3 separate regions of the Homo sapiens genome follow, and regions 2 and 3 are each linked to region 1. Evidence: chromatin loops called from intact Hi-C (ENCODE). Cell type or tissue: heart left ventricle. All regions are shown on one strand.

Region 1 (8,000 bases):
AGGTAAGAAGACCTAGTGCATTTGGCTCTTTCCCTTAGTAGCACACAAAATAGTCATGCCGTACATGTATGTGATTTGTACACTCTAAGCCACCATTTAACATGAATCATTAATGTAGAGACTGTGGGATTCTCAGTATAGATTTTCTCTTGGCTTAGTGCAGAGCCAAGCCCAAACAGATATTTAAAAATAGATGTTTTGATAGTGTAGTGATGATAAAATCAGGTACCTGTCATGGTGCGTAGACCAAACAAGTCAAGTTGACACGTATCTGGCATTTGGTATTGTACTACCCTGAACATATTCTTCTGCATATCAAGGAGCAAAGTATTTCTGGAAGTCTCCCAGATCATTACAAAGGTCATTCGAAGTATGCAAATGCCACTGAAGGAGACAGGGCTTCTGTTTGTTTGTTTTTGACCTAGATTCTGATCTTTGGGTAAGAGGGAGCTTGGAGCTACCTTGTTCCACAATGTTCTTTGTACACTAAGGTGAGAGAGCTTCAAGGGAACACAGTAATGGTCAAGGTTATAGGTCCGTTTTCCAGCAGCGTAACAGATTGGGAGGCAAAGTTCAGTCCAGCCCTTCACTATGATTTGATATGACACGCGACAGGTGACGAGAAGAGCTGTATTCAAGAGGGGGCTCAGTCACTATCTGACTATGTGACTTCAGGTAAGACACTCAGATGCCCTTTGCCCGAGTGCTTCATCTATAAAATGAAAGCACTCAACTAGACAATTTCCAAGGTCCCTTTTGATTCCAAGGACCTTTCACTTTTTAAATAAATTACTGCAATTTAAAAAATGTTTGTAGGGAGCCAGCCATAGATGCCACTCTCTGCTCAGAGGGGTCTAGGCGGTGGGCCATGTGGAGGTCATACATGCTTTGCATCGTGATAATATTTGTGAACTAGTTGCATCTTGGTGGCCACAAGCTACTATGGCGTCCAATTAGCGCTTTTCTAAAATGCCTGATTTCTTCCAGGAGGAAACAACCACAGACAGAATCCAGAAGACAAAACACAACTAGGGCTTTTTGTAATATTTTTGAAGGGTAGAGAAACCGAGTTATTCAATTTTAAGCCCTACATTAGACCCAGAGAGGGCACCAGTTAAGAGATTGAGATTATTAGACCGCCAAGAAGTATGGGATTTCTAAAAACAACCTATTCCTTGTTCCAGGACAAGATCACACCTAAACTGAAAGAGATAGCATACAAGCAGGAACCTGAGGACGGACGCTCTTCTCAGCACTCTCCCAGGAGTGTTGGTGCTGACAGTGGGGAGACTTAGATTTCAGTTCTGCAGATTCTGACTCCCACCTACAACTTTCCTTTAAAAGTTCCCAAGTGCATTCGTGTCTCCATTCCAACCAATATTTCCTAAGTTCCAAGGCACAGCCATCTCCTGCCTGAACTACTACAGTAGTCTTCCGACTAGTCTATCCCTTCCTGGTTTGTTCTCTCCCAATCTATTCTGCCAACTGCAACAAGAACAAGAATAAAAAATGTAAATCATGAATCACATCAACAGAGTTCCATTATTTCTAGGATAAAGACCAAAATGATTCACATGACCTTCAAGGGCTGTCTTCATCTTCTGACCCCTTACCAGGCTGCCAGCCTCATCTTGGCCCATGCTTTCTTCCTCTACACTCCAGTCAGGTGGGAGAATGTGCTCTGATTCTTCATGCTATGGGACTTTGCCCGTCCTGTTCATTCTGCCTCTTCCTTTGGTCTTTGCTCTTGGGTGTGGATAATTTCTACTCCTCCTCCTTCAAATCTCTGTTCAATTGTCACTTTCATAACCAAGGCTTCACCAGCCTCCCTGGCAAGATCAAGCTCTCCTGACAGACAATCACAGCACCACACACCTCCCCTTCCATAGTTTCATGTCGGTCATGATTTCACAACTGTCTGGGTGTTTGTTTGACGCATGTCTGTCTCTCCCTCTGGACTGTAAGCTTCATGAGAGCAGGAACCATAACAATTTCTGTTCAGGCATACATTCCCAATGCCTAGCATAGTATTTGTCACATAGTAATCACTCAATAAATCACATGTTGAATAAATAAATGTGCTTGGTACTGTAGAGTATTCAGAGATGAATAAGTCAGGATGTCCGCCATTCAGAATCCCACAGCCATACAACAGCAAGACCGTGAAATAGGCCAGACTGCGATAAGTGAGTAGGTGCAAGAAGTGATACAGCACCCTTTTTTATATCCTGTGATTTGCTAAGCTGCTTTTTACCTTTTCCATATGAACATCAACCCGTTTAAGCATTGATTGACCATTCATGACCTTCTGCTATGCAATTGCATTTTTGTATCTCTAACCCAACATTGCACTTCCTATGAACAACAGAATTCTCCTTTTGATTGGTACAGTTTTTGCTTGTTAGCACCATGGGCCTGACTCTAAATTTCAAATAACTGGGGCCATTTCAGCAGACACCCTGATTAAACGTGCTGAGTAATTTTAGTTTGTATTAAACCAATAGCCCACATTAGGGCCCACATCTGTGTTTACGGAACGACTCACACTCTCAGGCGTGTCTGTCGCAGTGTGCGATGTGAGATCCAAAAGTGTGCTGCTCCAGCTCTGTGCTGCTGCATGTGTGTTTGGTCGGTAGCTCAGAGCTGGTGTTTATTGACAAGCAAGAACACTGGAATGAGTAATCATTATAAGCATTCCCTGCACATTCCCGTCTCTCAGAAGCAAGGCACATCCCCAAGCTTCTTGCCCTCATTCTGCAGGGGACAAGCTGCTGGGCAGGCCAAACTGGGGGCCTCAATGCCTTTGAGGACTCAGTGGGATGGAACAGAATGATTGCCTAAAGTAAGTGAGCACTCAGTGTTTATTTATTCATTCATTCATTCTCTCATTCATTTGTTCAACAAATACTGTTTGAGCACTTGCTCTCTCCCACCCGTGCTAGGCACTGAGAACATATTGGAGAACAAAACAGGTGTGGTCTCTGCCTGTATAAACAATGGTCTAGGGAGGAAAGAGAGACATAAAACCAAGAATTAGTTTGAAATACATGGACTCACAGTTTTAGAAAAGAGAAGTCTGGTTCCGAGGACTTGCACAATAAACAGGGAAGCCTCGCCTACTTTGAAGCATAAAGAATGAGCTCCTGGGAAAGCAGCATTTAAGCTGAGTTCTGAAGGATGGAAAGGATGTGTAGCCAGAAAAAATTATAAGAGGATCAGAATTTTCCAAGCTCAGGTAACCTGACAGGTGAAGCCCTTGAGGAAGGAGGGAACAGGCCTTGTCTACGGAACTGTGATTGTCCAGAGTGACTAAAGTCCAGAGCTGGAAAGGCAGAGAGCTGGAGATGAAGCTAGATGAATGCAGGGCCAGATCATGGCCTTGTGGGTCATTTGAAGTGTTTCGAAGTCTATTCTAAAGTCAACCGGAAGTCTACATAGGGTTTTAGGCAACGCGAAGATCAGATCACAATAGGGTGACATCTACACTGCCTACCTCACAGTCTCTTAGTGAGGAACAAATGAGACCAAAGATAAGTTTTTCCAGGTGATCCATAAGGAATGAGACCACTGTGTTTCTAAAACCGTTAGTAACTCCCAAGTGTGGTAAAACACCATTTGTAAATTCCCCAGGAATAAAGGTTCCAGAATGACCGCTCAGGCCACTTGAGAGACTCTGCCCCTTGAAGTGCCAGATAGCCTGGTTTTCTCCACGTTGGAGTTCACTGTGCAATCTGATTGTCACTTATCGTTTCCCATGCTAAGTGCAAGGAGCCATTCCAATCAACGGCCTGTGTCCCACTGCATCAATTCATCTTGGCCTTTCCGGGGGTCTCTCAGCACAGCATCTCCGCTCATTAACGAGAATGCGCCTGCATCATAATGATAATCCTTTGCACTTACCCAGCACATTGCCCAGGGGGTTCTCAAAGCATTTTGTAAACTTTTAATTAAGTTAGGCTAGTGACTGCAGGATGGTCCCCAGCCTCTCCGAACCAAGAGGTCTGGGGTGGGGGTGGCGACAGGACGTGATGGGAGACAAGCAAAAGCCCTGCCTCTAGCACCTACTTACTGGCTCTGGGGCGCAGAGGCGAGTGGGTGGATGTGCAGGGAATCTCTGCGTTGCTAGGAAGAAGCACTCACACATGTATGGCCGTGTCTGGCACAGGCAGCCTGTGGGCCTCCTGCCATGTGTGCCCACAGGGAGAGCACCAAGGCTGGGGGCTAGAGTTGGGAGTTCTGGAAAGGCAGATATAGAAGGCAAGAGGGAAGACTTGCTTTCCTTAAAGAGCTGTGAATGTGATTTTGAGAGTAGCTAAACTCTGGCTTGGAAATGCATGTGTGCCTTGCGTGTATATGTGTGCAGGAAGGGGCATGCATCTATGGTTGGCAAGGGGGTGGTGAAGAAGAGAGGAGGGAATGTATGTTCACATGCTTAGAGGAAGGCAGTAGCAAGCACATTCATCTTCAAGCTTCTCTCTGGTTTTGGATTTCTTTTGGCTCCCTTCTCAGGGCTACCTTTAATCCTTCCCTGAGCCATACAAATACCACCATCTTGGGGTATCAAGTGAGTGGTGTATAAATCCAGCAAGTGGAACTACATCCATGCCCTACTGTGTTAGAACCATCCCCACCCCTCAGGGAAAATGCAGAGGCAACCAAGGCTTTGCAGATAAGTAGCAAGTTGTAAGTCTGGGTCTCCCACCAACAGCATAAAAGGCAAGAGGGACAAATGTCCTCAGGACCTAGCCCTGCACTGAGGACTGGGATCAGAAGGAGTGGGAGAGCAGAGCCGCCCCAAGGTGAAGCCACCTGCCTGGCCCTCTCTGTCTGGAAAGTGCCAGTCGGTATCAGAGGTGCTAACATCCACTGCTCCTGACAGCCTGGCTTGTCAGCAGCCACAGACCATCTGGGGGCTGACACTTGAGCTCACTGACAGGAATCACAGTTTGCTTCCATATCTCTCTGTCTCCAGCCCCAGGCAGCTGCAGGCAGATGGCAACAGTCCATCTGCAAACAGGGCTGCAGGCTGATGGGGTCCCTGTCCAGCGGACCAGCATCAGAAAAGCCAGTGCCCATAGGCCAAAGGCTATTAGATGGGGCTCCTGGAGTTCCAGCTGTCCAAGGCTGACATACAAGTCCATGTATCTAGCACCCCACCAAATATACCACAAAGCAACGTTTTGAGAGACCAAAGGTGCCATGTCTGTTGCCTTAGTTTTCTACAGCAGAAAAACTAAGACCTAAAAGCTCAAAGTCAGAATGCATATTTTATTGGGGGTCAAAAAGAAGAAAAAGCTTAACAATTTCCTGTTTTACTCGATTAATGATTTTTGAGGCAGGAGAATATCTTAATACATTGTTTAATCAGAACGTATATAAAGTCTTGTTCAATAAATGAAGGAGTAGATTGTCTTTTACTAATTTTCATCACTGTGACAAAGACATACATATATGGTCAGTATGATTCTACCTTATCTTCTCCCATTTTTAACAATATGGAATGTCCTCTCCCCTTCTCCAACATGCGAGTTGCCTTCTCTCTTTACCCTATTCCTAGAGGACCAGGATGAGTTTTTTTATAATAAAAATTTAGAAGTGTTTATTTGTTATCATCTAACCTAGGTGTTCAGCTACTCTGTGCAGTTGGAAACAAGGTTCATACATGGCTGGAACCCATTCTACAGATTGGTAAACTGAGACTTAGAGAATGCCTTGAACCAACCAAATAAGCCTCAAAGAGCCACTAATCAAAGAGATCACTCTCAGCTTTCAGCATACTTAGAGGTTTGGGTGGAGTCCCACTTAAAGGGAAGTGCACTCAGCCCCAGGCAGCCCTGACACAGATTTGAGGCTGTAACCACCAGAGATAGTTCCCAGTAGCTGGCATGGGAGACCCAGGCCCAGAGCTGCTAGACAACAAATGCAGGCAAGTGCCAGCTGTCTAAAGAATCTCCTTCTGTAATTTTCTAGGTTACAGAGATGTGGCCAAGGGTGCTAAGAATTCGAGAAAGCACAAAGGCAGACAGGACCGAGGGAACATGGGAGAACCTCAAGCCCGTCGGGATCTCTGATTAATCTCAGGTTGAGTAGTGCTGCCCAGTTCCAGGCTACTGAAAAAGCCATCTTCATGAGGCAGCTGATGCTATCTCCTTCTCAGCACCTGCTATTGCCACTGGGCCCATGCTGAATGCAGATGACGCAGTCTAACCTTATTAACATGTCGATCATTTTTAAGGGATTGAGGGCCACATGATGGCGTGAATCCATGATGGGCTAAAGGACGATGGGAACTTGCTCATGACCAGATGCTCTGTCCTTGTTCCTATCTCTTTCTTAGTGAGTCTGGCGCGTGGATTCCCCCACTAGACCCCTTGTGCACATCAGGCACTCTTAGCAGGTTCGCCGGCTCTGGGCTGGTGAGAGGCTAAGGAGCAGGAAAGGAATTCATCAAAACTTGGCTGTAGAGCCTGCCCCCAGGCCTTACCCCAAAGCCAAACATCCCAGCCCAGAAACTCAAGATTTGGGGACTTCCCTGAAGGAAGAAGCAGGAAGGTGTGTGCTAGAGAAGGAAGAATCCTAAACCTCGGGGGATTTTCTATCCAAGCCCAGGGTTTTCTGACCCTAAACGGGCAAAGCCTGTTTAAGGTGCAAGAGATGAAGTTGTACCCAGAACCTGGACTCACAGATCAGCGCATGAAGACACAGCTCAATCCAGGTTGGGTAAATGGGGACCCCTCCCAGCTAACTCCCCTGCTTAGAGTCACAAGACGAAGGAGATACAAACAGGATGGGCCAAGAAGAAGGGGACAAACAGGAAGTCATGGTCTGAATTTGAGCAAAGAAGTCTTCCAAGTTAGCAATCCTTGCATCATGGTGCTGGCCCCTGGAAGGACTTGGGCAGCACTGTGCCTCAGGAACTGAGCCTTGGCTGCTGGCAATGACAACATCTTCTTGCCCTTACTCCACCCTGCCCCATGGCCACAGAGCCATTTCTCAAAGCTGGAGGAGAAAAGACAAGAAGAAGACAGGTTTTGACTCAAATACTCAAATACTCAAATACTGTAGGCCATGGTCACAGGTTTTAAGTGACAGACAGAGTGGTTTGCAGGTAATCAGAAGGACCTGGGATGCTAGTTCAAAATGCTTCCGTCTGAGACGAGGACAGGGACTCCACATTTTAACCTGCCTCTCTCCTCCTAGGTGATTCTGATGCACATATCTAGCAGTATTCGCTTCCTGCTTCCTACAGAGCCCCCAGACCCAAGGTCAAGAAGGCCACCAGCCCAGACTATCTCTCTCCTCCTACTAGAACAACAAAATTACCCCAACCAGGGGTGTCCAGAGCCTCGGACTGTGCCTCTAGCATGACAAGTCAGTTGGCCACGGGCCCTCTGCCCTGTCTTGGGTGTGGGCTCATCTCAGTCTCCACGTGGTGACTGTCTTTTCCATCCCAGAAATTCTGCCTAGAAAAGCTATTTGTGATATCAGTGGAAGGTACCAGGCGACAACAGCATTAACCTTAAAATTACTCTGGGATGGATACATGTTTTACCAAGAAATAGAAGCTGCAGAATAAAATGGCATTGAGGCCTAACCAGGTCAAGGTTCCATTATTACATCAGCCTTTGGTTTTTAGACGCAGTGAAAGTAAGTGGCTAACGAGCTGGTATTAATCCCTGTGGGAGAAAAAGCATCATCATTTGAAACAAAGAAAAAAAAGTCTAAAGCTATAACAGGAAGTAAAAGAAAAGAGAAAGGAGAAGTCGCAAGTAAGCCATGGCAGCTCATCAGAACTTCCGGATCCAGCCAGGTTTCCCACAGGAACCCCTCAAGATGCGAAGCGTTCTTTCACCGACACCTTCTAAGGCTAACTTTTTCTCCTCCCCGTTCTTGTTCTTACCGGGCTCCTGACACAATTAGCATAAGAGTAGCCCTCAAAGCAGGTAACAGACTCTTCAGAAAGAGGGCATGTTGCAGTGATGTCCACACCCTGCTCTCCC
Region 2 (8,000 bases), 160 kb after region 1:
GTCCATCCTACACAGCCTTGAGCTGTCAGACCTGCCTCTGTCTCATCACCAGCAACCATGTATTCAACTAATCTCAACTCATCTTTTAATATTTACATGAAACATCCTCTCTTTTGGTGCTATTATTAATACTGAGTGTCAACTTGATTGGATTGAAGGGTGCAATATTGATCCTGGGTGTTGCCAAAGGGGATTAACATTGGAGTCAGCGGTCTGGGGAAGGTACACCCACCCTTAATCGTGTGGGCACCATCTAATCGGCAATCCATGAATATAAAGCAGGCAGAAAAACGTGAGGCAGAGAGACAGGCTTCACCTCCCAGCCAACATCTTTCTCCCATGCTTTCAAGTTCTTCAGTTTTGGGACTTGAACTGGCTCTCCTTGCTCCTCAGCTTGCAGACAGCCTATTGTGGGACCTTGTGATCATGTAAGTTAATACTTAATAAACTCCCCTTTATACACACACACACACACACACACACACACACACACACACACACATCTATTCTATTAGTTCTGTCCATCTAAGAGAACCCTGACTAATACATATGGGAATCCTTTTACATTTCAAGGTCCACTCCTTGGGCTTTCTCTCTTATGTTGAAATTGTCTTTTCCGCGTTTCCTTCTCCCTGGACTATGCATTCTTTAATGGCATGGCCTGTTCCACCTGAGATTCCAAGAACCCAACCCAAGGTCTGCTAACTGGCACTAAATGAATATTTGCTGAGACCAAGCGTCACGGTTGCTAGCCTTGGAGACAGACCTACGTGAGTGCAAACCTCACTTCTGCCACTTCCTAACTAAGTAGACTTGGGCAGTTTACTTAACATCTCAGCATCAGTTTTCTTAACTCCAAAATGGCAATAATAATGCCTATTTCACAGGGTGGTTATTAGGATAAATGAGCTAATATAGGTGACATGCGAAGCAGATAGAAAGCACTCAGCAAGTGCCAGCTCTGCTGTTATCATGCTCGGCTATGGACTGACCGTGAAATCTTGGCCATGTTTCTTGACCTGTTTAAGACTCAGTTTTCTCATCTTTAAACTGGGGATAGTAATAGCTTCCAACAAACTGTATTATTATGTGGATTTAATGTCCTAATTCTTGAAAAGCACCTAGCAAAGCACCTGACATACAGTAAGAATTTATAGTTAATATATAGAAGGACTCTGAAAGGGCCTGAGAGTCTCCCAGCCACGCCTTGTTTGTTAGAGTTGATCCAAGCCTCTAAAAGAAAGAATCAGAGGCAGAAACAAGAGTGAAACTGGAAAGAGAGTTCCTTCCAGGCTGTCATATCAGCTGTGAGAAGCATTTGCCACTTGTACCACCCCCCACCTATCCTCCTCCAGGCAAGCCGGGGCTGTTTAAATTCAGATCAAACGACAAGTTGCTTGCAAAGGGAAAAAAATAAAGCAGCAGACAGACATCACCCACGTAGCTGGAAAGTGGGCAGAAAGAACCCTGGACCATAGTTTCTGATTGGCCACGGGTGTGACCTGCATCCAAAACATCTCCACGTTCCTGAAAGCACAGTCCCTCTGGTGGGGGAGGCAGGAAGAGCTCCTCATTAAGCTAATGGACCACTAATTCATTTCCAGGTGAAGAGAAGGGGCCTGCAGAGCTGCCTCATTTGCCTTGTCTAGAGGGTCATTAAGATGAAGGGTGGCAGGCTCTTGAGACAGAGCCAGCAGTGACAGCTGCTGGCTGTCGGGAGGGCACGGGGAGTCTGCAGGGGATTCCAGAGAGAGACTGATGCTGCAGACTTTTCACTGACACGGTGCAACTGTTGACCAGATGTAGACATAGAACATACCAGAGCTTCATGTCAGGGATGCAAGATACCTGTGCTGCAGCCCTCAGTGACCTTCACTCGCTATGTATTTAAGCAAATGTCCCTCTAAAGAGGCCCGAGCACATGAGACTGGCTTGTTTCCAAAATCCTGCCAAGGAGGGGCTTCCTGTTACTGGGACTCCAATATGCGTCTTCCTTTCATTCCTCTTACCAGCATTCTTCCCAGGGATTTTCAGAAATGTCATAGACTTATTGCTTTTATTCACATATTATGTTATCAGGAACACTTCTCTTATCATTAATATTTTAATAAGAAAATAATGTTTCATTTAATACCTGTTATGGATGACATCTCATCTCTCATTCAACTTTTTCATTTTTTCACATTTTTACCTTGTGATGTGATAAACATCACTGTTCATAGTCTTCACACACTTTATTTTCCTAGGATACATCCTCAGAGGTGAAATCAACAGTATGCAAATCCTCACCTTTGTTTCACAATCTACAGTGAGCCACGGCTACCACAGCCCTGCAAACACAGTGCCAACTGTAGAAAATCCAGGGGTTCATGGCATGGTGTTCCACACTGCTTGACCAACTTTGAGCAATTTTCTTAACTTATATGCTGTTTCGTTTCCATCTCTGTAAAATGGGTATATTAATATCTAGCTCACTGAGTTTCTGAGAAAATCAAACCATTAAATGAGAAAACCCACATGACTGCTATCACTACAATAGATGCAGATAAAATACCTGACGATATTTGATACCAATTGTGAGTTTTTAGAAAAATCTACTAGAAGATGAGGAATAAAAGAAAAAATCCTATCTCCTAATTCAATAAGAAATATTTACCAGAAAATGAAAGCCAATCAAATATGAAATGGTGACATAGCGGAAGACTCATTAAAGTAAAGAAGCTCACTTTTCAGCATCACTAAGCAGCATTGCAATTGGGTCCTACATAGTACAATAAGAAAAAAATAAAATAAAAATACTGCCGAGAAGCAAAACTGTCATTATTTGTTAAATATATTATTGTCTACCTGAAAAGCCCAAAAGAATACATTTTAAAACTATTAGAATTAATTGACAACAGTTCATTAAAATGACCAGACATCAGATGAAAATCAAAATCATTGGAATGTCCAGCAATATTAAATTAGAATGTTGTAATAGAAGCAGTCACAGTAATAGGAAGAATTTTATGAAACACTCATGAATAAACCTAACATGAAATTTGCCAGGACTATGTGAGCCAAACTATACAGCTTTACTGAAGAAAACAGAGACCTTGCTAAGTAGAGAGGCAAATACTCTCCCTCAGTTAATCGACAAACTCAGTAAATTCAACCCCCACAGACATTTCTATAGGATTTTTAATAAAATTTATAAGTTGATTATGAAATTACTCTGGAAGATAAAGTTGAAAGAATAGCTGACAAAATATTGAAAAAAAAAGGAGTGCAAGTGGAGATTCACCTGACAGAACACACAAACATCTTATAAAGCTATAGTAATTAAGATAGCATGAAAACGCCACAAAAATATTCAAATAAATGAATGGAACCCACATTCATGTGGGAATTTAGTATGTGATAAAGGTCATGTTTCAAGTTAGGGAGAAAGGTATGAATTCTTTAACAGCATTAAAGCCATTAACCATTAATAAGAAGAAATATAAGTTATGAACTAATTGATAATGTACAGAAAAATAAATTCCAATCAATACCAAAGCTAAGCCTAGAAAACAAATCATATGGATGTCAGAAATGATTATAGGATAAGATGTTTGTAATCATGAAATAAAAGATGCTTTCTCCCCTTTGGAACCAAGATGCAGAGAATTCGGTTAATCAAACGCCCTAGTTGATGGACGATTATCCTCACAATCTGTACAAGATTTCTTCTGGCTATGTGTAGTCGTTCTTCTTTCCTGATCACCATTCCACTTCCCCCACTCCCACAGGCGCCCACTCTAATGAATTTACATTACATTTTTTACATGCATCTATAAATGTATACCAGTGGAACTGAGCTATAGATATTGTTCTGATTTTTACATTCTGTTCTCAACTCTGTGTTGTTAGCTCCCTATCACCCATCACATTTGGCCTATTTATTCATCTAGAGATGAACATGCAGGTTGCCTTTAACTCTGCTGCCACAAAAAAGGCTGCCATGAGTAGTGCAGAGCATGCCTTTTTACATAGTCATGCGTGCGTTTCTGTAGGGTACACACCAAGTGGGACCTCCAAGTCCTGCACAATTATCAGGATGGCCGCAGCACACTCTAGTCCTGCTGGCGGTGCATGTGTTTTCCCATTTTCTTACATCCTCAACAACAATTAGGATTATATAACTTTTAAATTCTTGCTAATCTAATAGGTATAACATTATATCTCATTGCTGTTTTTATTGTCATTTATCTAGTGAGCAGTAGGATTGAGTATCTCTATTCAGATTGCTAGCTATTTGGTTTTCTCCTTCTGTGAATTGCTATTTATATCCATTGCTCGTTTTTCTATTAGGTTTCCCAATATTTTTTTTCTGGCTGACTTGTAAGAATTCTTTGTGTGAATTATATATTAATCTCTTGTCAATTTCTCTTTTATCTTGCAAATATCCTCTATCAATCTGTCATCCATCTGTTAAAGTTGTTTATAGTTTTCTTCATTGATCAGAAATCCTTAATATGTATGTGGTCAAAGGTCTAGTTTCTTATGCTAGATACCAACAGGAATGGCCAAAGAGGAGAGATGATCAATACACCTACCAAAAAAAAAAAAAAAAGCCTGCACAATTAAAAGCAAAATTAACAAATTAGTTGCACAGTGAGAAGACACTGTGACATATATAATAATTTGCAGAATAATGGACAAACGACTGCTATCCAGTTTGTATGTAAGCACCAACAGTTCAAATAAGCAAAAGAAGACTAAACTAATAGAAAAGAAGAACAAATTCTGTGACTAGAAAATGTGCAGAAGGGGAAGTGTATACATCTAATAAACACGTGAAAAGATGCTGATTAAATCAAGGGAGATGCCATTTTGTGGTCATCTGAGTGGCAAAAACATAAATAAATAAATAAATAAATAAAAAGGTACAGGGTAAAGAGGATGCTCACATGTTGCTGGTGGAAGCATCAACTGGCCATGCTGCCTGGAAGGGCAAGTAGAGAGCACCTATTCAAATTTAACATGTACATAACCCTCTGCCCTGGCATTCCCCATGTGTGGGTTAATGTGTACTGCGGCATTGTTTGTAAAAGGGAAAAATTAAAAACAGCTACAGTCATTGTCATAAAGAAAAAAATAAGCAAGCTACTATACCACAAACTATGGACTACTCTGTATGAACTAAAAGGAAATAGGACCTGTGTTTTATATGCATTGATATGGGATGATCTCTATGATGTATTTATTGTAAAGTAACAAAAAGCAAGTTTAGAATACGTACAACATTATTTACCACAGAGTAAGCAAAAACTTAAAAAGAAAAAAAGATCCACAAAACTAGATGTCATATAAATACCTAAGATGTAAGGTCAACAAGTCTAAAGAGCTAAGCTACAACATGAAGACTGTAGATAATAAAATTGTACTGTATGTGGGATTTATGCTGAATCCATAGATTTTAGCTGCTTTTGCCACACACACAAAAAAAACCGGGTAACTATGTATTTAAGATGATGGATACATCAATTTGCTTCACTGTAGTAACCTTTTTACTATTTATCTATATATTTCCTAACATCATATATTGTATACCTTACACATATACAACAAAATTTATTTTAAAAAATAAATTTTGAAAAAGCAGGATTTTGAAAGAATCTACATCAAATTTATAGTTTTCTTTGGTGAAAACAGTTGATTTGGGTAGAGGGATAATGAGAACTTTCACTTTTCTCTGTGTTTGATACTTTTAACAATAAGAATATTTTCATGTTCTACTTATATGAATAAAAAAATTTGAAAATGATTTTAACCAGATTAAATGAAATCATTAAATGTAAGCCCTTTGTGAGCTGAAAAATACCACAAAATGGATCAGCATAATTAAGGAAAGATAGAATATAGAACAAGATTTAATCAAGTTATAAGGACTTTCTGACATTAAAATTCAATTATTACAATTGCTGCCTAACTTACTTCTGAGTTCTTTAGCCAAAGCCAAAGTAGAAAACTGGAGAACGATGTTCATTTAACTTGGATTCTAAAATTCAAAGCTTCTAAATTACCCAAGTTCAAGGGCTAGCCAACTACAACCCACATGTAAAATCTAGCTTGCAGCCTGTTTCTCTACATACCCCAGGCTAAAAATGGATTTTACATTTGTAAATGGTTTTAAAGAAACTAAAAGAAGAAAAATATTTTATTACATCAGAAAAGTATACAAAATTCAAGTTTTAGTGTCCATAAATATAGTTTTATTGGAACACAGCCATATCAACTCATTTATGTATTATCTGTGGCTGTTCTCATGCCAGCAGTGATACTGGACGACCTGCGAAGTCTCACATATTGTCTGTCTCTTCATAGAAAAACTTTGCTAATTCCCTGCTACAGGTCGTCTTTCTGGATTAGCAGCTTACTTTTGGGATTATATCAAGCTTGGCATAAAAACTTGCCATTCACATTTGCTCCCCGCATTGAAGATGTCAAATACTTTAAATAGCTATTTATAATTTATAAATGCGATAAATGTTCACATTCCTTTCTCATTTCCTCATGTTCAACTCATCTACTCTGTGTCTATTTTAACACAGAGGGGAATTATCTGCTGAAGGAGAGCATGACTGCGGGTCAGTTCTACTTCTATTCTTCCTCAATTATCTGCACCTAGGGAGAGTCTCTCCACGATCCTGAGTGACTAAACCCAAGGCACCACCGTACACCTTGGAGAAGCAACGTGGCATCTCAAATGATCCTGTAGCAAATGCCAGCTCTAGCAAGTTTTTCTTTACTGAGGGCCATGGGACTTCAGAGAACCTGATGAAACCTATGGGGTCTCCCCTTACCATAATGCAAGTGTGTGCGTACAAAATTGGGACTAACACTTTAGGGCATTAATAAGTTCTCTGAAGCCCATCCTCAGACCTCTAGGTGCCCATAGATCCAAAGTGTAAGAGCCCTGAACTATAGGGCTTGCTTACAAAAGGATGGAAATGGTCTTCCCCCGTTTCTGTAATTCCACAAAACTTGAGTATCCCACTTTGAGCACATAAAGGAAATGTAACACACACAACAAGGCTCTAAGAAGACTGAAAATCTCTCTGTTCCACCTGCTGCTATTGCCAACCAGTCCCCTCTTCTGGCTTCTGCCTCAGTAGACTGGGAAACGCTTGCGGCCTTCAGTGTTCCAGTTGCCGCCTGAAAGGGGGAGAGAAGAATCTAGGGAATTGTGATCATTAGGTATAAATAAAACTGTTTAATGACAAACTGACTTTAAAGTTTTCAAAAAAGAGCTAAATTTTTTTTCAGGAAAAGTTGACTGAAAGTGTGTACACCATCAAGCTGCAGGGCCAAGTGAAAGGCTGTGAATCTGTGAAAGCACCCAGTGTGTCTACGAAAGCACCCAGTGTGTCTACACCAGGCTGGGCAGCAGCAGCCCCCGAGGAAGGTTTCCCAAAATGCAGATTTACCGTCCCACCTCAGACACACTGAACGAGAATCCCTGACAGACACAGACAGGAAATGCGCACATATACATATGCATATGCATAGCCATATACACTTTAAAATAAGACTCCCAGATGACTCTCCAGCCAGCACAAGTCTGTAGACATGCACAAAGAAACCACTGAAAAACACAGTTAATATACAGACCTATATTCACAAAAAGAAATGCTTCATTGGTCAATTCTATGAAATGTCTAGGGTGGTTCAGTGAAAAGAATAGTGAACAAAGAGTCAAAAAACTTGAGTTCCAGCCCTGTCCCTGCCATTAATTTGTTTTGTGACCTCACAGAGCTTTCTTCACTTCTCTAGGTCCTACTTTCTTCATCCAAAAAAAAAAAAAAAAAAAGAGGAAAATGGACTAAATAATATCTAAAGGCCCTCCGATTTCCAAAATTCTATTACCTCTTATCCACCATCATCTGTAAGTCCCACTTAATGGAAAGACTGAATCAATTGCAAGCAAGTTCTAGAATATGAGTTATAAAGCTTTGAATGGATGCTCAGATATAACC
Region 3 (8,000 bases), 360 kb before region 1:
CCACTGCACTCCAGCCTGGTGACAGAGTGAGACTCTGTCTAAAAATAAAATTAAAAAAATAAAATAAAATAAAATAAAATAAAATAAAATAAAATAAAATGAAAATTAAAAAAAATTTCTAGGAGGTATGAAAGCCCCTCATTAGAAAGGGGAAGGAAATCCTGAAGAACCCCTCTCAGGGAGGGCTGACTGCTTTCCTCCTGTCTGGAGGGGGCCATTCGTACCACCAGCGAGGGCAGAAATGTGGTCAACAGCCTATCTCCCATAGTTGATTTGAACCAGGCAAAACAGTGACACCGATGAATTGCACACTCAGGTGGCATGTTCCCTTCATCACAGGCTTGTTAATAAGATGAGTGAAATCACTCTCCAGTTCCTGAAATGATTTGGGAAGTCTTTCCTGCCTTTTCTTCTCTCTTCTGCAAAGCACTCCCAAGCTAATGGAAAGTGAAATAAGGTGGTTTGCTGATCCTGAGTGAGACTGATAAGATGCGGGGTTTTTAGAAATCTTCACGACCTAGGCATCTGAAAACATGTTAGCCCATTCTCTGCATCCCGACAAGCATTTCTGAATGGGATGCTTCATTCCCATGAGGGCTCTGCCCTGGGTTCTGGCTCCTGTGGAAAGGGAGAGGTCAGAGGTCCCTGGGGCACGATGTATGCCTCAGTCAGGACAGGTTCAGTTATGATCCGACAACAAGTGGCCCTAAATGTTAGAGGCAGTGGCAAGAAGCTATGTGCTTCTCACTCACAAGGACACATTCTTCTGTCCCACAGGGTATTTGCTCTGCACCAAGACTGACAGAGGGGCCACTAAATGGCAGATTGTCAATCTCACATTAGAGGGAAGACAGGGATGCAGTGAATAATAAAATTTCTGCTTGGAATTCACACAGTCACTACTGCCCAAATTTCAATGACTAAAGCAAGTCATGCGGCCAATCTTGCATTCAAGAGCGAAGTAATAAATCTGTATTGCGTAGAGAAGGAAAGTGAAGATTGACAAACATTGTCGTAGTCTCCTATAATGGAAGGCAGGGCTCTGTCACCCTTGGAATATGGAATGGCTCCACCATTGTGGAATGTCTCCCTGTCTCCCAAAGCCCAGCTGCAAAATAAGCACAAGAACGTGTGCCCACCCTGACCTATTCCAGCATCACAGCCCACAGAGCCCCAGGGCACGCGAGTTCTCATCCACAGGGCTTCACCTCTCTGAGGAACATTTGTTACCTGGCTTCCTTTTTGGTTTCCTGTGGTTTCAGCCTTGTCTTAGGAATAGAGAATCAAAGAGAGGACTCAAACAATACAGACAGAACCAGCAATCAAAAACTCATGTGGGCTGAGTGCAGGCTCCTGGAACGCAGACACTGGCTTAATCACATAATGTCTTTTATACAAACCTGACAGAAAGGATTATGTGCTCTATTACCTTTTTCTTTACTTCAGAAATTCGAAAGTATCCTCATCAAAGAACTCTTAGGGAACTTTAATGTGCAATGTGTAGACACAAATAATATCTTGCCCCTAAGTCTCTCAATTTATGAAAAACAGAGCAATTCCAAGAGGGGCGAAGTAAATCCATCCAGGGTGAACAACCATTCCCACAGCCTTGGTGCCCTTGGGGAGGATCAGAAGAAATAGAATATAATAATAATTGAGCACTTACTATGTGCAGGCGTTCATGTGACACTCCCAATTCCTGCCCCAGGAATAGCCCCAGGAGTTTACTCCTGAGTCAACTCAGCAGTAGACAGTAAGTAAAGTCAGCAGTTTACTGAAATGCCTATTGGACAGATTGTTCTGGAAACTGACCTGCTTGCTACATTTGCCCTGAGCCTTCCTTGGAGCTAAGCATGACTTGTCTCATCAATGTTTCTCCTTTCCTAATTCTGGTTTTGAGCCTAGGCTTCCTGCTACATTGGCCTACCAACTTGATGGGCAGTTTATGCCCTTGCATCTTGCCTCCCAACCTTCTTCCCTGATTCCCAACCTTCCAGTTTTCTGTTCTGCAACGCTGCTCTGGTGCAGCATCTCTGTGGACTGAGAGCCTGGTGAGGGACCCCTCCAGATTTGGCCTGGGATTCTTTCAGCCTGGGGAGCATGGACTGGACTTGCTCCTGTCCTGGCAGGACACTCAGAGACCATTAGAGCTAGACATTGCATTCATCCTGGAGAGGCTTGGAGAGATCTGCTGAGGGATGGGAAGGAGACAAAGCCAGGGAAGCATATGGAGGGCCGGAGCACCACGTGGCTGCTTACTGAGCAAGCAGGCTGCCATGTTCTGCACGGTGTGAGGCCTGCCCTGGAAGCAGCCCCGGCCCAGGTACATGGAGCTGGATGGAAATCAGGCAGCAGGCCTGGTGCGGGGCAGGCATTGGGCCGAATGGGAATTTCACAACTCCTGCCTTACCTTTCTCTTTATCTCTTAATCGACTAAAGGGAATCCACAGGAGGATGTTCAGACAAGCCAGGGCACACCTTTGACTGTGTTTTATTGTGGTTTCTGTGGCTTTGGGACTGAGGGGAAGTTGGAGGCAGCCATCCTGGCTGATTGCAGTGACAAGATAAAAATGCAAAGAAAATATAATAACAACATGTTGTAAAACAAAAGTTCAGTAATTCAACAGAGGAGATATCGAGTGGCATGAGTGTTATTGGAATTTGGAGGGAGAGAGCTTTTCAAAGTGAAGTGATGACAGAAAGTGTTCGTAATGGACGTAGAATTAAGTCCTAGAAGATAAGATTCCTGGTAGGTAGACAAGCGTGAGGAAGGTGTTCTAAGAACTGAGTAATAGCATGGACAGGAGCGTGGGATTTAAAGCTGTGAGTGGCAGCTGGCAGAAAGATAGTCTATTTGCAGGGATAAGTGAGGCTGGCAGGACAGCTTAGGGAACAGTTACAGAGGATCCCGAAGAGTTCTGTCAGCTGGCCGATATTGAGGTTCACCACATAATGGAAACAGTGCTTAGCATTTCCCATAACTCACATCAAATGGAGAAGTTTGAAATATATACTGTATTGTAATTTGATTATTAACTGAGGAAATGTATGTGTATATGTATATATAATCTTGAGTGGGATATACTTGTTTGTATCTCCTACCCTCAAGAAACACAATTCTACGCATATCTTGGGATTTCAATGCATCTATAACCAAGTATATGAATAATATTTTGACACAGAAGAAAACAATGCTGAAAAACAGCACAACCAAAACCATTTTCAAAACCCAGCACAGTGCCTGCCTCCCGGTACCCTCCAGTGACACTTTCCTTGCTAGATCAGGGATAACCACAACAAGTAACAGGTAAGAGAGGCAGTCTCTGTCTTTTTTTTTTTTTTTTTTTTTTTTTGTATAAAATGATGCTACATAGATCTTTTGTATTGACCACTTCCTCAACCACTGAAAGGAGGGACAGGGATTTTCTTTTTCTTCCAATTTGAACACTACTCAGTTCACTATCAACCATGCCTAGATCTTGGCAGGGCAGGGGTAAGGGAAAGTGCATGCAAATTGTCTACACTGCAGAAAAGATGAGAAAGAGAGGGAGAGAAAGAACTCTCACTAAAGGGGTGTGATGGCCTCACAGGCCATGAAATGGGCGATATCCTTTGAGACGTGCAGGACAAGGCCCAGAAGCAACAAGAAGGCACTCTCAGGGCTGGTGAGCAGGCAGCGGACTTTGCCCTCCACGTGCCCCAGAATTTTGCTGTGCGGTTTCATTAACATGAAGATAAAATGGAACGTGGCTGAGTTACAGCAACTCTAGCTCATGTTTGCTTAAAAAGAAAATAAAGTTCTGTATCTCAATCCATCTTGCTTTGGCTGGGGGGCCGGCCAGGTTCCCGTCATGTCAGTGCTGGCAGTGCAGGGAGAGAGGGTGTGGATCTGGGACTGCCGCTGCCGGCTTGTTTAGAAACATACACACTGCCGGCCACATCAACCCGATTTGGTGGTAAACAGGGGTGCCGTTCATCATGACAGTGTCCTCATGCAAGAAACTTTGCAGTTACAGCCACGAGGGAAGAAAGGAAAAGGGTCCCTGTTTGTGTCAGCCGGAAAGATAGCAGAGGCTAGCGTGTTTCCCCTTCTGCTACGGGCTTCAGCTGCTCCATGCATACACGGTTGTTTCCTTACCAGAAATCCCAGATGAATCTATTTCACCAGTATGCCTACTGAAAACCAAGAAATCCTTCATAGTAGCGAAACGAGTGTTTCAGACTCAGAAAAAAGAAAGCCAGAGTTTGAATCTTGACGCTGCTAGTAACCAGCCTTGCGGTTTTGACCTTGCCACCTTGGGCCTCTGCTTACAGTGTATGAAATGATAAGAAAGGCTCTCCTAAGGCACGACGTCATTACAAAGATGCAATGATAACATAGGTAGTGTGTCTGAAAACTTTTTAGAAATCACTTTCCCACTGTGAGATGACATTGGTGCAGTTAAACTTTATTTATTTGTGTGCCAGGTCTTAATATGTTTCTTGTGTTTCCGTTTCTCTTACGAGCCTTGCCACTCTCATTATTTCAGATGCTAGGCAAGCTGGACAGAAGCTGAGCATTCTCTAATTTGGGGGCAGCATGTTACACCACAGCACGTGTTCCTGCATGACTGGTTTATAAAACATTCCGAGACTCTGTGGAAGTGTTTGCTGTGACGACCTTAGGACAAAAATTGCATAGATAGAAAATGTAATAAATCTGAAAGTTTAATCCTGGAGCACATACCAGGAAAATATGAGGCAGTGCTCAAGAGTGAAAATTGTTCTCTCACCCATCCCATGAAGAAAGCAAAGGCTCATTCCTACCAGACAGGAAGGGGCATGTTCATAGACGTTTAAAAGGCAGGAGTCATTCAGGAATAATAGTTTGTTTGAAAGTTACAGACCACTGCAATACCTCTTGAATGAATTTCTTCCTGACAATCTCAGTATATGGTGTATACCACAGCCTCTTCTCCGTCTTTCTGGCTGTCTGGACAGCACCCTCTAGTGGTTCCTTTTTCTCCAAACATTTCAGTGTGAGTGTTGCAGGAAGGACTAATTTCAGAATGCTCTCCCACCCACTTTTTAACTTTAGCAGTGCAAAGAGGTGTTCCTGTCTCCTTTAATTCCGCTATAATTATACTGGACAGAGAAATAGCAGCTGCGGTTCAAATGAGTAGGCGCCATTACTCCCTCCCAAATTTCATTTTACTTTTGCTCACACAGCAACCCCAACCAGACTTTCATTAGAAATCTCTCATACGGCTTTTGACTTAGTGTTTCTGTGTTATGTGGATAAATTCTCTCCTGTTAATGAACTGAATGAGATTGTCCCTCCCCCTCTACCAATAAGGGGTTGACGTCTTACACGCAACATTTCTACTTAAAATAGAGCAGCCATTCTGCCTATTTCACAAAGGGCAGGGCTTTGAAGCCACCCACGGCATGAGCTAACTTGCTCCTGTATTAAGTGACCTTATACCAAGTCACTTTTAAAAAGTTGCTCGGATCAGAGCAGCCACAGTGCAGTGCCCTCGAGTTCCCCTTGCCTGCAGCTTCTGTGCCTCAGATGGTAAGTGGCAGAAAGACAAGTGGCTCTGGGCAAGTAACAGACCCTCTGAGCCTTGTTTCCCAACACACCCACCCTTTCCTTATCTGTAGAATGGAAACTATGATGCCTCTCTTGCGGGGTCAGTATGAGTACTAACTTAGTGCCTGGAACTGGGGCCATCAACAAATGTTTCTCAAATGAATGAATAAATGTTCTTGGTAATGTTTTGGGCACCTTGTCAGTGCTTTGAAAAGCCAGCTGGTACTCTTACCCTGGGAAAATGTCCAAGGCCATGAGATGGGAAAGAGCTTCGAGTCAGAATGATAGATTCAGGTGCCATCACTCGAGACCGCAGGTAAGAGGATTCATTTCTCTAAGCCTCATTTGAATAACGAGGACAATTCCTTCCTTGTAATTATGTAGGGATGACAGACATTAAGGCACAGAGCCCAGGAGCTGGTATGCAGTCAGTGCTCTATAAATGTTATCTCCTGTTCAATTTATTCCTCAATAATTCCAGGTGTAAGTTAAAGGCGCTCTCCTAGACCCAAAGTCAGTAAAAGCAAGAGAATTATTCTTCTGCCTTCCCTGTACTGAGGGGATTGTATATTTCACCAGGATTAGGATCCCTTGCCTTACATAAAACATTGACATAGAATTCCAAACCAAACTGCATCCTCTGGAACTCTGAGTCCATTTGCTTCCGATGAAACTGTCCCTGAGGGGAGAAAAGAGTCTTTCAAATGCTTATTAGAATAGCTGGAAAAGCTCCTTGGATGCCTAATGTTCTTAAACAGCATTTTAATGATTTAAGGGTAAATGAACTAGAAACCCATGGATTTCATTTCCCTTGAAATACATATACATTTAAAAATTAAGGGGGAAGGTACTCAGAGCAAAACATATTTGTGATTTGGTCACAGCCAGAGCACTTACAGTGAGCCGAGCCACAGTCCAGCAAGCTGCCGCGCAGCCGCATGGCCTCAGCTCTCTGCTGGGCTTTGCAGAGGCTTGGTGTAGGCAGATGGTCTGTCTCTCCAGTCGCACTGGGACGAGGGTTTTCCTGTGCCAAAGCTGAGGTGCTGAGGCTGTGCAGAAAGGCCTTCTGCAGGGTCACGCTTGCTCAGACCCAGGGACTCAGGTATACAGGGTCTGGAAGGGCCCCTCCCCTTCATCCAGAAAACTCTGCACCTTGGCTGCAGCAGGAGCCTCCTGGAGACCCTCCCTGGCCAGGGACCCTTGTTTCAACGAAGGGTTCCTTTTCCCTGGGCCTGGACAACCCAGCTCCTCTGGGTTTGCAGAGGAACTCATTCCCTCTTTGTCTGTAAGCCTAGGGCCTTGATACTTCCCAAGTTTTCAAATATTTTATATTTTCTCCTAGTTAAAGGTCAATTGGAATAAATTTCCTCCAAGTTCTTATCCAATTAACATAATGGTCTTTTCCCCGAGGGTGGAGGCTGTGCCCTCAGCTTTTTGTTTCCTGTGTTTTACGTTTGTTTTGTCACACAGCATCAAGCAAAAGGAGACCCAAGCTGTGCGCTGGCAGGCCCTCTCTCCTCCCCAGGCTCTTGATTACTGGTCTATTCTTGAAGCTCACTTCACGTGTTTTCTCCAGGATGCTTTTTGACAACTCCAGACCACCCTGGTCCCTGGACCCTGAAATCCCACACAAGAAGAATCTGACCTAGGACACCACAACCGCAGAATACCTCAATAAAAGCAATTGAAGACTCAGTGGGATCCAGCTGTAAGGCCAGCGGATGCCTCGGTGATGAAGACAATGCCTCTTCATCTTGAAAGACTTAGCGAATGCCTATTCTGTGTCAACTACTATTCCACAAACTCCATATTCACCCATTCACTCACTCACTGGATTCATTAATTGTCAGATGCTGTGTTAGTCACTTTTATATGAAAGTCACTCTGTTCTTTTAACCAGCAGTAACTAAGCTTGCTTTGGGGAAAAAAATATAAAAACATTAAGGAATGACCAATGCCTACAAGATCCTCACAGTTCAGTAGAAGAGTCAGTGCTCTAAATAAATTCTTAATAGTAACTAGCATTTCTATAGTAATTCCTAGGTGCTAGGAGCTGTTATATGTCCCTTACATGCACTAGTTCATTTACTCCATGCAATAGCCAGGTAGTAGTAAGTGCTATTAATATCCACATATTCTAAATGACGGAACTGTGACATAAAGATGAGATGATCTGCTCAAGGCCATACAGCTCCTGATGGCAGAGCTGGGAGTCAGGCCCAGGATGTGCAACTCCAGTGTCTGTACCTTAATACTTTTCTATGTGTGGTGTAGTTAATGTTATAATATTGGCATATGTTATGGGAACACAGAGGAAGGAGTGATTTCTTCTGCTGGGAGTAGAGATGGGGATGACAGAAGATTTGCCGAGAATTGTGTTTGAGTTGCCTGCATAGGTGTGCGATGCATGCCAGCTTGATGTGCAGGC

Evidence for each region. Peaks named below come from ENCODE experiments on the same cell type or tissue, not always from the same donor. Only the 100,000 strongest peaks of a DNase experiment are listed, where the experiment ranks them.
Region 2: it touches region 1 in a loop (2.5-fold over the local background); 4 of 110 quality-filtered maps call a loop at or near these places.
Region 3: it touches region 1 in a loop (2.3-fold over the local background); 2 of 110 quality-filtered maps call a loop at or near these places.

What each region holds. Positions count from the first base shown.
Region 1 is chr11:133,522,077-133,530,076 of GRCh38, forward strand. The region is part of intron 1 of OPCML (opioid binding protein/cell adhesion molecule like); the gene reads right to left. Among named protein-coding and RNA genes, the nearest start is that of OPCML, 6.4 kb to the right of the region's middle. In heart left ventricle, no CTCF peak of the experiment used is centred here; a DNase peak (open chromatin) is centred at 4,921; H3K27me3 peaks cover 2,196 bases.
Region 2 is chr11:133,680,479-133,688,478 of GRCh38, forward strand. No RefSeq gene overlaps it. Among named protein-coding and RNA genes, the nearest start is that of LINC02743, 130 kb to the right of the region's middle. In heart left ventricle, no CTCF peak of the experiment used is centred here; no DNase peak of the experiment used is centred here; H3K27me3 peaks cover 629 bases.
Region 3 is chr11:133,158,658-133,166,657 of GRCh38, forward strand. The region is part of intron 1 of OPCML (opioid binding protein/cell adhesion molecule like); the gene reads right to left. Among named protein-coding and RNA genes, the nearest start is that of OPCML-IT1, 200 kb to the right of the region's middle. In heart left ventricle, a CTCF peak has its summit at 4,990 (motif pointing left); no DNase peak of the experiment used is centred here; H3K4me3 peaks cover 315 bases; H3K27me3 peaks cover 898 bases.